Linked DNA regions of Homo sapiens: region 2 is linked to region 1. Evidence: read pairs that join two places in POLR2A ChIA-PET (ENCODE). Cell type or tissue: MCF 10A. All regions are shown on one strand. Each heading gives the region's core, and the rest is flanking DNA. Links, peaks and the distances in the headings are about the cores only.

Evidence for each region. ChIA-PET counts read pairs that join two places held together with the same protein. Peaks named below come from ENCODE experiments on the same cell type or tissue, not always from the same donor. Only the 100,000 strongest peaks of a DNase experiment are listed, where the experiment ranks them.
Region 2: POLR2A ChIA-PET joins it to region 1 with 6 read pairs; 30 of 35 experiments call an interaction of 5 or more read pairs at or near these places.

The regions. Positions count from the first base shown.
Region 1 is chr1:44,798,055-44,803,416 of GRCh38, forward strand. PLK3 (polo like kinase 3) reads left to right here and starts at 2,323. Exons shown (of 15, transcript NM_004073.4): 1 at 2,323-2,619; 2 at 2,786-2,893; 3 at 2,982-3,098; 4 at 3,568-3,697; 5 at 3,791-3,878; 6 at 4,706-4,801; 7 at 4,901-5,099; 8 at 5,214-5,337. The coding sequence starts at 2,410. RefSeq lists enhancers at 1,327-1,995, 1,680-1,739, 1,790-2,179, 2,950-2,999 and a silencer at 2,280-2,559. In MCF 10A, for the core only: a CTCF peak has its summit at 1,791; DNase peaks (open chromatin) are centred at 1,867, 2,207 and 3,747.
Region 2 is chr1:45,001,927-45,007,288 of GRCh38, forward strand. HECTD3 (HECT domain E3 ubiquitin protein ligase 3) reads right to left here. Exons shown (of 21, transcript NM_024602.6): 11 at 5,293-5,345; 12 at 5,025-5,089; 13 at 4,766-4,869; 14 at 4,071-4,190; 15 at 3,868-3,957; 16 at 2,674-2,880; 17 at 2,322-2,451; 18 at 2,134-2,208; 19 at 1,929-2,010; 20 at 1,743-1,814; 21 at 622-1,650. The coding sequence ends at 1,566. Among named protein-coding and RNA genes, the nearest start is that of HECTD3, 6.7 kb to the right of the region's middle. In MCF 10A, for the core only: no CTCF peak of the experiment used is centred there; no DNase peak of the experiment used is centred there.

The DNA of each region.
Region 1 (5,362 bases), core at 260-5,259:
TTTGGGAGGGCCGAGGTGGGTGGATCACAAGGTCAGGAGTTTGAGACCAGCCTGGCCAATATGGTGAAACCCTGTCTCTACTAAAAAATACAAAAATTAGCTGGGCGTGGTGGCACGAGCCTGTAATCCTGGCTACTCTGGAGGCTAAGGCAGGAGAATCGCTTGAACCGGGGAGGCAGAGGTTGCAGTGAGCCAGGATCGCATCACTGCACTCCAGCCTGGGTAACAGAGCAAGACTCTGTCTCAAAAAACAAACAAAACAAAACAAAACAAAATAAATAACGGTGCAAAATTGAATATGCCTTTTTGACTCTCTAAATGCCTCAGATCCATTTACCCTGGGGATTTGTCCTTTCTAGCCCCACCACCATCTCCCCTCTGGAAGACTGCTGACCTATAAGGATAAAGACCAGACTCTTGAGCAGGCACTTAGGGTCTTCCTGCCCATCCCTATCCCCAACTCCCCCTCAGTAATTTTGGCTACTAGTATTTCTCCACATCTGAGGCTATCGTGGGTCTCCCTTCAGTGGTCATGAAGGACAAGGTTGGAGAAGTTTGCCCTCGTGAGTCTGATGAGGGATTGGGTGGGATCCCTCTAATAGCATATGGAGGGGATGAAATGGGCATGAGACCAAAGGCCAGGAGAGCAGCAAGGAGCTGTGGCAATCATCCTGACAAGAGAGACTGTGGCCCAGGCCAGGGTGTGAGGGGAAGATGGAGCCAAGGGGATAGATATCAGAGCTATTTGGGAGGTAAAATTGGCACAAATTGGGTACTCAGCAAATATTTGTTGACTTTCCTGGCTACTCTTTCTAAAGTAGGCTCTTCATTTGCTCTTCTGTTTATTCTTCCTTCATAGCACTTTTCACAGCCTGCAATTACCTTGTTTATCTGCTTGCCTATTGTCTGTTTCCATCAAGCAGAATGTAAACTAAATGAGGGCTGCAAGCTTGATTAGTTTTATTCGAGATAGTGTCCAGCACTTAGCAGATGCTCTCAATAAATCTTTGAGGAATGGCATGGTAATTGATTGGCTGGCACAGAGGGAGGGCAGAGAGGTGAGAGACAAGGCCAGGAGGCCTGTGGTCCTGGGCCTCTGTCTCTGGCCCTGGGAAGGGTGGGCATTGCGCAGGGGTCTAGGGGTCCACGTGGTCCAGAGACTAGCTGCCCAAGTGCCCGTGTCTAGCATTTGAGAAAATGCAATTCCCAGCCAGGCAAGGTGGCTCACGCCTGTAATCCCAGCACTTTGGGACGCCGAAGCGGGTAGATCACCTGAGGTTGGGAGTTCCAGACCAGTCTGACCAACATGGAGAAACCCCGTCTCTACTTAAAAAAAAAAAAATACAAAATTAGCCGGGTGTGATGGCGCATGCCTGTAATCCCAGCTGCTCGGGAGGCTGAGGCAGGAGAATCGCTTGAACCTGGGAGGCAGAGTTTGCGATGAGCCAAGATCGCGCCATTGCACTCCAGCCTAGGCAACAAGAGCGAAACTCTGTCTCAAAAAAAAAAAAAAGAAAGAAAGAAAGAAAAAAGAAAATCCAATTCCCATTCACTTTCTGGCCTCTGGCTGCTGACCCAGGCCCGGGGGTATTTTCAGAGGAAGGGAATTGCGGACCCCGGAGGAACCCGAAATTTGCCCCTCAAGAGTGTAGAAGTGGGTAGCGGAAGATGTGGCCTGGAGCATGGTAAAAGCCTTGAAATTCCAGACTCTGCTTGACTCCTAAACCTGGCAAGGCAGCCCTCGGGCCAGGCAAGCCAGGCGCGAGACTGTGCCTTCCTTCCAGGCCCTAAAGAGGGCAGCACTGGGCCGGGCCCCGGGCGAGGGCGAGGGACACACGCGGTCCGGCACACTGAAAGGGGAGTGTCGGGTAACATGCCCGGGCAAAAGCGAGCGCCGCCCCTGCCTCTCCGCTGCTGGCTGGAACGCTGATCTATCTAGTTGCTGGGGAGACGCCCCCAGATGCCCGGGCCCCACTCGGACTTCAGCACACATCCCGAAGGATGGGGAAAGAAAGAGGCCCCCACGAGCGGGACTCGCAGTGGCCAAGGAGGGGTGAGAGGCGGACAGGGATCAGCTGGCCCCTGCGGCCTGGTTGCACCTGCATGGTGACTAGCTGCCGGGCTGCGCCCCGGGGCGCGGCGAGGAGGCGGGGTCTGGCAGTGCGTTGGGTGGGGGAGGAGCTTCTGGGTGATGTAAGGCCGGGAATGGGAGTGGCCTCTCCTCGACTCGCTGCTAGGAAGGGGGCGGGACTCTCGGTGACCAGACGCCGGGGAGGGGGCAGGCGTTCATTGATAAAACGCTGGGCTCCCCTGGGCGCCAGCGCAGCGTAGCAAATCCAGGCAGCGCCACGCGCGGCCGGGGCCGGGCGGAACCGAGAAGCCGGGACCGCGCTGCGACGCGCCGGCCGCATGGAGCCTGCCGCCGGTTTCCTGTCTCCGCGCCCCTTCCAGCGTGCGGCCGCCGCGCCCGCTCCCCCGGCCGGGCCCGGGCCGCCTCCGAGTGCCTTGCGCGGACCTGAGCTGGAGATGCTGGCCGGGCTACCGACGTCAGACCCCGGGCGCCTCATCACGGACCCGCGCAGCGGCCGCACCTACCTCAAAGGCCGCTTGTTGGGCAAGGTGGGCCGAGGGACGTCCGCGGGGTGGTGATGGTGGAGGTGGGGGTCCCGGCCGGCCTCTTTTCTGGCGCCGAGCAGGGCGTGGGCACTTGACCCCCAACGCGGGGACGCCCGCGGGCCAGACTCGGCCCCCCTGGAACAACCAGCCTGATGCCCCCTCTTCACAGGGGGGCTTCGCCCGCTGCTACGAGGCCACTGACACAGAGACTGGCAGCGCCTACGCTGTCAAAGTCATCCCGCAGAGCCGCGTCGCCAAGCCGCATCAGCGCGAGAAGGTGGGTCCAGGCTCAGCGGGCGAGGGGTGGGGTGGGGACGGTGGCATGGGAACCATGGAAGGATGACGACTCCGCGCCCTCATCGCAGATCCTAAATGAGATTGAGCTGCACCGAGACCTGCAGCACCGCCACATCGTGCGTTTTTCGCACCACTTTGAGGACGCTGACAACATCTACATTTTCTTGGAGCTCTGCAGCCGAAAGGTGAAAGATGGTGATTCCCGCAGGGATGAGAGTGAGGGAGAGAAGACAGTCTTTTTTTTTTTTTTTTTTTTTTTTGAGATGGAGTCTTGCTCTGTTGCCCAGGCTGGAGTGCAGTGGCGCGATCTCGGCTCACTGCAATCTCTGCCTCCCGGGTTCAAGCAATTCTCCTGCCTCAGCCTCCTGAGTAGCTGGGATTACAGGCATGCACCACCACGCCCGGCTAATTTTTGTATTTTTAGTAGAGACAGGGTTTCACCCTGTTGGTCAGGCTGGTCTCAAACTCCTGACCTTGTGATACACCTGCCTTGGCCTCCCAAAGTGCTGGGATTACAGGCGTGAGCCACTACACCCAGCCGAGAAGACAGTCTTAAGACCCAAAGCTGGGGCCCTGTTTCTTCCTCAGGGAGCACAGATGGAGGGGGAGGGGGAGGGAGGGCTCACCAGGGGCTGAGGCAGTGGCTCTCTGCAGTCCCTGGCCCACATCTGGAAGGCCCGGCACACCCTGTTGGAGCCAGAAGTGCGCTACTACCTGCGGCAGATCCTTTCTGGCCTCAAGTACTTGCACCAGCGCGGCATCTTGCACCGGGACCTCAAGTTGGGTGAGACTCCTGAGCCTGGAGGATGGGAGGTTGGGGAGGGAGGGAGGGAGGGAGGAAGGAAAGAATCTGACACACCTCTCTTGCCCCATCTAGGAAATTTTTTCATCACTGAGAACATGGAACTGAAGGTGGGGGATTTTGGGCTGGCAGCCCGGTTGGAGCCTCCGGAGCAGAGGAAGAAGTGAGTTTTGAGGAAAGGGGCCCTGTGTGTGATACAGATGACATGCGTGATAGACAGTGCATATGTATGTGGGAGGCAAGGTGACTGCCTGATGTGTGCATGAGATAAATGGGAAGGGATGATGGGCTGTTCATGCATGTGTGAAGGTGGAGGTGGCAGCCTGTGTTACCGAGACCGGTGGAGAGGGGGAGGATCCTATAGGTGTATGACACAGATAGGGTAGGTGACTCTGAGTCCCTGAGACAGATGGGGGTATACAGATTCTTGGAGGCACATGACTTACCCTTTGTGTGGATGGGGGAAGGTGACAGGCAGCGTGTATGTGTGTGTGAGAGACAGACTGAGAGTGTGGAAATGGTGGGATATGACATTGTGGGTGTAAGAAGACCCTGCTGTGGCCATCATACTTTGTGTGTGTGACACAGATAGCGTATGTGGCAGATGAGTGTTTATGGGGGTTGTGACAGCTGGTGTTGGTGTGTGTGTGGCACAAACCGTGGGAGGTGACAGCCTGATGCCTGTCTGACAGACAGGAGTGCAGGAAGGGGGAAGGGATCAGCTGTGGACTCTCTGTGTTGACCCTAGAGGAGAGGACTGGGCTGGGGGTCAGGCCCTCCCCCTGTCATGAAGAGCAGCTGAGCAGCTGGGCCAGGCGGGTGGGCGGGGACTCAGCTGCCATCCCTGGCATCCATTGTCCCAGGACAAGCAGGAGTTCTCTGGCCTTTGGTGACAGGCAGCTGCTTTGTCTGGACTAACAGTGGGGGAAGGAGTCGGGGGGCTGCTGGGCTGGGTCTCAGCCTTCTCTCCTCCTCCCCACCCTCTTTCAGGACCATCTGTGGCACCCCCAACTATGTGGCTCCAGAAGTGCTGCTGAGACAGGGCCACGGCCCTGAGGCGGATGTATGGTCACTGGGCTGTGTCATGTGAGTTGCAGGGTCCAGGTTCAGCAGCAGACAGGTGGTGGGTGTGTGGGTGGAGCATCTCCTCCACTTTACTCCTGACCCCTTGGCCCTGCCCTATAGGTACACGCTGCTCTGCGGGAGCCCTCCCTTTGAGACGGCTGACCTGAAGGAGACGTACCGCTGCATCAAGCAGGTTCACTACACGCTGCCTGCCAGCCTCTCACTGCCTGCCCGGCAGCTCCTGGCCGCCATCCTTCGGGCCTCACCCCGAGACCGCCCCTCTATTGACCAGATCCTGCGCCATGACTTCTTTACCAAGGTCTGTGGCTCCCCAGACCTCTAAGTCCATCTGTGTATTCCCAGGGATTGAAAGGGGGCAGGTGACAGGACCCCTGGAGCCTCTCTTCTCTGTTCACATGGTTCCCCTCCCTAGGGCTACACCCCCGATCGACTCCCTATCAGCAGCTGCGTGACAGTCCCAGACCTGACACCCCCCAACCCAGCTAGGAGTCTGTTTGCCAAAGTTACCAAGAGCCTCTTTGGCAGAAAGAAGAAGAGTGAGTCTGGGGTGTCAGTGGGTTG
Region 2 (5,362 bases), core at 221-5,220, 200 kb after region 1:
AGTTCGAGAACAACCTGTTCAACATAGGGAGACCCCTATCTCTGCAAAAAATTACCCAGAAGCGGTGGCATACTTGTGGTCCCAGCTACTCAGGAGGCTGAGGTGGGAAGATCACTGGAGCCCAGGAGGCCCAGGCTGGAGTAAGCCGTGACTGCACCACTACACGCCAGCCTAAGCAACAGAGACCCAAACAAACAAACAAACAAACAAACACCCAAAAAGGACTGCAACGGGTTGGGGGCAGGGTAATAAAGACACTACTTCCTCCACTTCTGTCAACAACCCTGACCTGGCTGGTTTGTCAGCCCTCCCGTCTCTGTCTTCTATGATGTCAAATTCTTCTGCCCACTTGGCTCCAGAAGTGGACTCCCATCCTCCAAATCACCATATCCATGCCAGAAAATGCCAGGCCAGCCTGTTTGCTTGTTTTCCCTTTTCTGCGCAGTGGGGCCCTTACGTCTCTGCTCAGCCCCAGATATGTAACTGTGCAAAGTCTGTCACTGAGAAACCTCTACTTGCATTTCACATCCATCTTCTTGGCTCCGAGTAGGACACTAAAGTCAATTTCTCCTTGTGACCCTGTGCCTAAGCCCAGGGCCCAATAAACACATTCTGAAGGAATGAATTCATCCATTTATTCAACTTTCCGGTATGCAAGAACTTCTTTTCATGGAGTGTCACGGAGGCCCTGAGGGAGGAACGGTAAACTGGGGCAGGGGTGTGCATAGCTCTAGGAACAGGTTTAAGGTCTAGGCTTTAGAGTTGGGGAAAGGGGAGCTATTACAGATTTCAAAAAGGCCATAACTGGCCTTAACCTGTGCAAAATCTTGGGGGTGAAAGGGCAGACAGGGAGTCAGGCTGGAGGTGATGGAGAAGTGAGGAATATGGGGAGGTCGTGGTAGTAGAGTTCACATTGAGTGGATGTGGGTTCTGAGTCAGGGAAGGTGGTGGCACTTTGTGTGTTGAGACTGGGTTGGTAGAAGAACAGAGCTCACCACATCTCTGGTATGGAGGGAGAGGGGAAAAGAGCAGAATGTGAGGGCAGGTGCTCAGCTACTGCTTCCTTCTTGGAGCAGGTGACCAAGGAGTTTGGCTATCACTCCCTGCCCATCCCAGGCTCCCTGCTTGGGGAGGGGCCTCCACTAACCTCCAGTGTTTTATGTTTTTAGTTGTGAGTCATGGCTGAAGAAAGCCAGAGAGAAAATAGGAGAAAAAAGGCGGAGCTGAAAATGGAGGCAAAGTCCATGGGTTGGGGACCTAGATGGCCCCCTTCAAGTAGCTCAGGCCTGGCAGCTTGTGCTGGGCTTGTGGAAGATTCCCTCTTAAGAGGTGAAATACCTCGGGAAGCAAGCCCCAGCACGGGTAGGGCTTGTGGGTCTGCGGGGCTGGGCCACTAGTGTTACCTGACCATGCCAGCTGCCCCTACCCCAACTGCACACAGGAGCAGGGCACATGGGGTTTTGCTGAGCACGTCAGCCAAACCAGGGCAGGGAAGGTGTCTTCGCCCTGGGCAAGGCCAAGAGGGACACGTGCAGTCTTGCTGGTCCCACAGCCGGCGGCACGCCTCACTCCTCCCAAGGGCTCATGTCAGTGTCGATGGCCACGCAGTTGTAGGCCGCATAGCGGAGCTTCTCCTCGCATACCTTGGCACTGTGGGAATGGGGACTTGGTCAGGTCCCTACATCGCTACCAGGGGTGATGGGGTCCCCTGGGCCCCAAATCGAGCCTAGGAAAAAACCCACCTGGCATAGTGTGGCAGGAAGAGGGTGCTGGAGCAAGTGGAAGACTCGGGCAGCGCGTCTGTGGTCTCGTAGCTGGGGGCATTGAGGGACCATAGGTCAGGAAGATGTGTTGGGGCACATGTACGTGTGTGGGGAGGGAGGACAGAAGGCGGCCATGGCACCTTCAGGCCTCCCTCCAGCACTCACCCCAGCTTGTCTGGGTAGATGTAGATCCGTGCTGGCAGGCGACTGCGGCCCGTGACAAAGCGCAGGAAGCGGCTCCGGTCCTCTGGAGGGAGAAGGAAATCAGTGCCTGCATGGATGGTGAGGGAGGGTCTACAACTTCTACCCTGCCTCTGCAACTCAGCAGCAGAGTCCAAACCCAGGTGTCACCCTGCCCTCCTCCACTGACCGTTGGTGAAGTTGTTCAGTGCCTCCCAGAAATACTGCACCCGCGAGTCAGATGGCTCGAAGTCCTCAAACCGGGCTGGTGGAGACAAGGCCAGCATTCATTCTTGGGTCTCATCTTGCCCAGTCCTTGAGCCCCAACCCCTGTGCTGTGCTGTGCTGCCCTGCCCTGCCCTGCCTTGGGGAACTCACTGAGCTTGCGCAGAGCATCCACAGTGACCTCTGGATCCCCACACACTTTCTTCTCCAACTCTTGCCAGGTCAGCAAGTCCAGCACAGCCTGTGGTACCACCTTCAGCAGACCTGCCTGCATAGCTGCCACCTGGGGAGTGGGTAAAAAGGCTTGGCTGGGGAAGAGGGCACACCTCCCGCCTCACACTGGGGGGCATCACTGTGGCCTTTTAGCAGCAGAAAGGTGGCACTGAGGAATGGTGGGGGCCAGAGTTCTTGGAGTACTGGTGGCTTACAGGCTGTGTTCTGGGTCCCAGGAGCTGGGGCTCAGGAGGGGCCAAAGCTCTCTGCTCTACTAGCCTCTGGGTACTACCTGCTCCTTGCTCTCCTCTAGCCGTGCCTTCTGGACCAGTTGGATGAAACGAGAACGGTCCCCATATCCCACGACGATGCCTGCACCCCCAGGGATCAGCTCCACCACCTGTTGGTCACTCAGTACAGTGGTGAATGTTAGTTCCTTCCCAAACTTGAACTCAAACGTCTCCTTGTCCATTCCTTCCATCACTTCCAGGAGCTTCACCTAGGGGTTGGAGAGAGGCAGGGAGGTAACCTTTTCACTGTGGAGATAGTCCCTGTCTTTCCACAAGATGCTCACAGGGAAGCAGAGACAGCCAGGCAAGGCAGTCCCCATGGAGGCAGCAGGGAATGAGGGTGTCAGTACAAGAGCTGTAAAAGCATCAAGACAACACCTAACCAGCCTTGGAGGCCAGAGGAGGCATCCTGTGGAAAATGGTGTCTCAGCTGAGACCCAAATGATGGCTGGGACATAAGGGAAGTTAGGAGAGAGAACATCTTGGAGAAAGCTGGAAAGAGCAAAAGGCCTAAGGAAACTGTGTGGCTGGAGCCTGAATGTGAACCAAGTGGCTGGAGACACAGGGTTCACGTAAGGCCTTTACAGATTCTGCATTCTATCCTAAGCCCAGGGCCGAGCCATCAATGAGTTTAAATAAGGAGAGTGAAATGAATTACTGTGGCTGCATGGAGACCAAACGGGTAAGAACGGAGACAGGGACACCAGCTTTTTAGTAAGTGATTAGCTAAGGAGGAAAGGTGTCCTCAACCAGGCAGGGAGACAGTAGTGAGACAGGAAAAGCAAACAGATTACAGAGGAAGACTTAAGAATATGGTGGCGAGGGAGAAGAAGGGGTGAAGGATGGCCCTGTGGGCTTTGGGATGGGGAGGAGTGGGACATGGTGCCCTTCTGAGGCAGGAGCCCTAGAGGGGAGTAGTCTTCGGAGAAGATAAAGAACACACTGAGCCTGAGATGCCATCTTGGGGCAAACGTCGAGGGTACAGATACATATATGGCCCCAGGCTTAGGAGAGGCTGGGGCTAGAGGTCAGGATTTTAGGGGTCACGAGTCTACAGACAGTAGTTGAAGCCATGGGAGTGGATGGATTGGAGAGGGATCTTGTGTGTGGTGAAAGAACAAGGTACAGAACAGCCTTAGGGAGGACCAACCTTTAGGGGCTGGGCAGAGGAAACACTGGTTCCAGGTCCTACTCACCAGCACAGAGTCCACAGCTGGGAAGTCCTTGCTCCAGCTCACCTCCTCACCAGAAAGCTGCTTCCACACAAAACCAGGCAGGGCCAGGACCTGTGTGACAAACACTCCCCACTGTCTTCTCACCCTGAGCTGCCCAGGTTTGGCTGGCCTTTCCTTCCAAGGGCCAGGGCTGATCGGACGGGGGTGTGGATAAGGCTACTCACCAGGAACTCCTTACCCCGAAGGGCAGCCCCCATCAGCTGTCCGATCCATTCATACTTGGCAAAGTCTCGGCAGGAGGGGTTGGGTACATACATGTCCCGAGCCTCACCAGTGCCATTGCCCTGCCCCAGAGACAGAGCTGTGAGTGTGGCATGAGATACACCCTATTTTCCTGGCCCAAAGACTTCCCTGAACATTTTCCACTGGGAACATTTTCCACTAAATGATCCCTTCAAATGCACAGTGGCTCCTCCTCTCCCTGTCTGCCCAGAGGTTGCCCTGAGCAACTCAGTCCCTCCTCTGCCCTATTTCTATTTTTTTTTTTTTTTGAGACAGAGTCTCACTGTGTCACCCAGGCTGGAGTGCAGTGGCGTGATCTCGGCTCACTGCAACCTCCGTCTCCTGGGTTCAAGCGAGTCGCCTGCTTCAGCCTCCCATGTAGCTGGGACTACAGGCGCGTGCCACCACGCCCGGCTAATTTTTTATTTTTATAGAGATGGGGCTTCACTTCATTGGCCAGGCTGGTCTTGAACTCCTGACCTCGTGATCTGCCCGCCTCGGCTTCCCAAAGTGCTGGGATTACAGGCGTGAGCCACTGTGCCTGCCCCCTTTCTAGCTCAATCTGGCCCCCTCCTCTGCCCCCTTTCTAGCTCAATCTGGCACCTGGGAGGTTTGCAGAGATGGAAACGGAGATTACCTGGTTGGCTGTGCGTACAAAGAAGGGCAGGGGCACGGGGGTATCCGCTGAGCTAGGGCACAGCTCTTCTGACATATCTGCCAGGCTGTCCCGGAAACCACCCCCTGAAATGACAGATGCCCTCAGCTGGGCACTCAAGAGCCCAGCTCCCATAATGGGGTAATGAATAGGTCCCCCATCATCATTAGCTGGTGAAAAGCCTCTACCACTTTGATAGGGCAGCAAGCAGGACCCTTGAGATCCTCCCTCAGGGCCTCACCTTGGTCAATGATGCCTTCTGCAATAAATTTACACTCCCACCACTGGTCATAGCGCATGGGCCACCTGCAAAAAACGTGGGCAGATTTGTCATTATGTGGGGCCAGGTGCAGCACAATTCATCAGCTCAGAGACCACCTGGGAAAAGCAGTCATGGCGAGGGGTGCCTCGAGCAGTTGTGTGTGTGTGTGTGTGTGTGTGTGTGTGTTTGTGTGTGTTTGTGTGCACAAACAGGTGTCCCGAGTAAGTCCCTCACTCTCATGCCATACCTGTAGTCCAGGGGCTTTTCATATTTGTCAGAGGGCTTGAGGCCTTCATATACCTGGAGGCAAGGAGGAA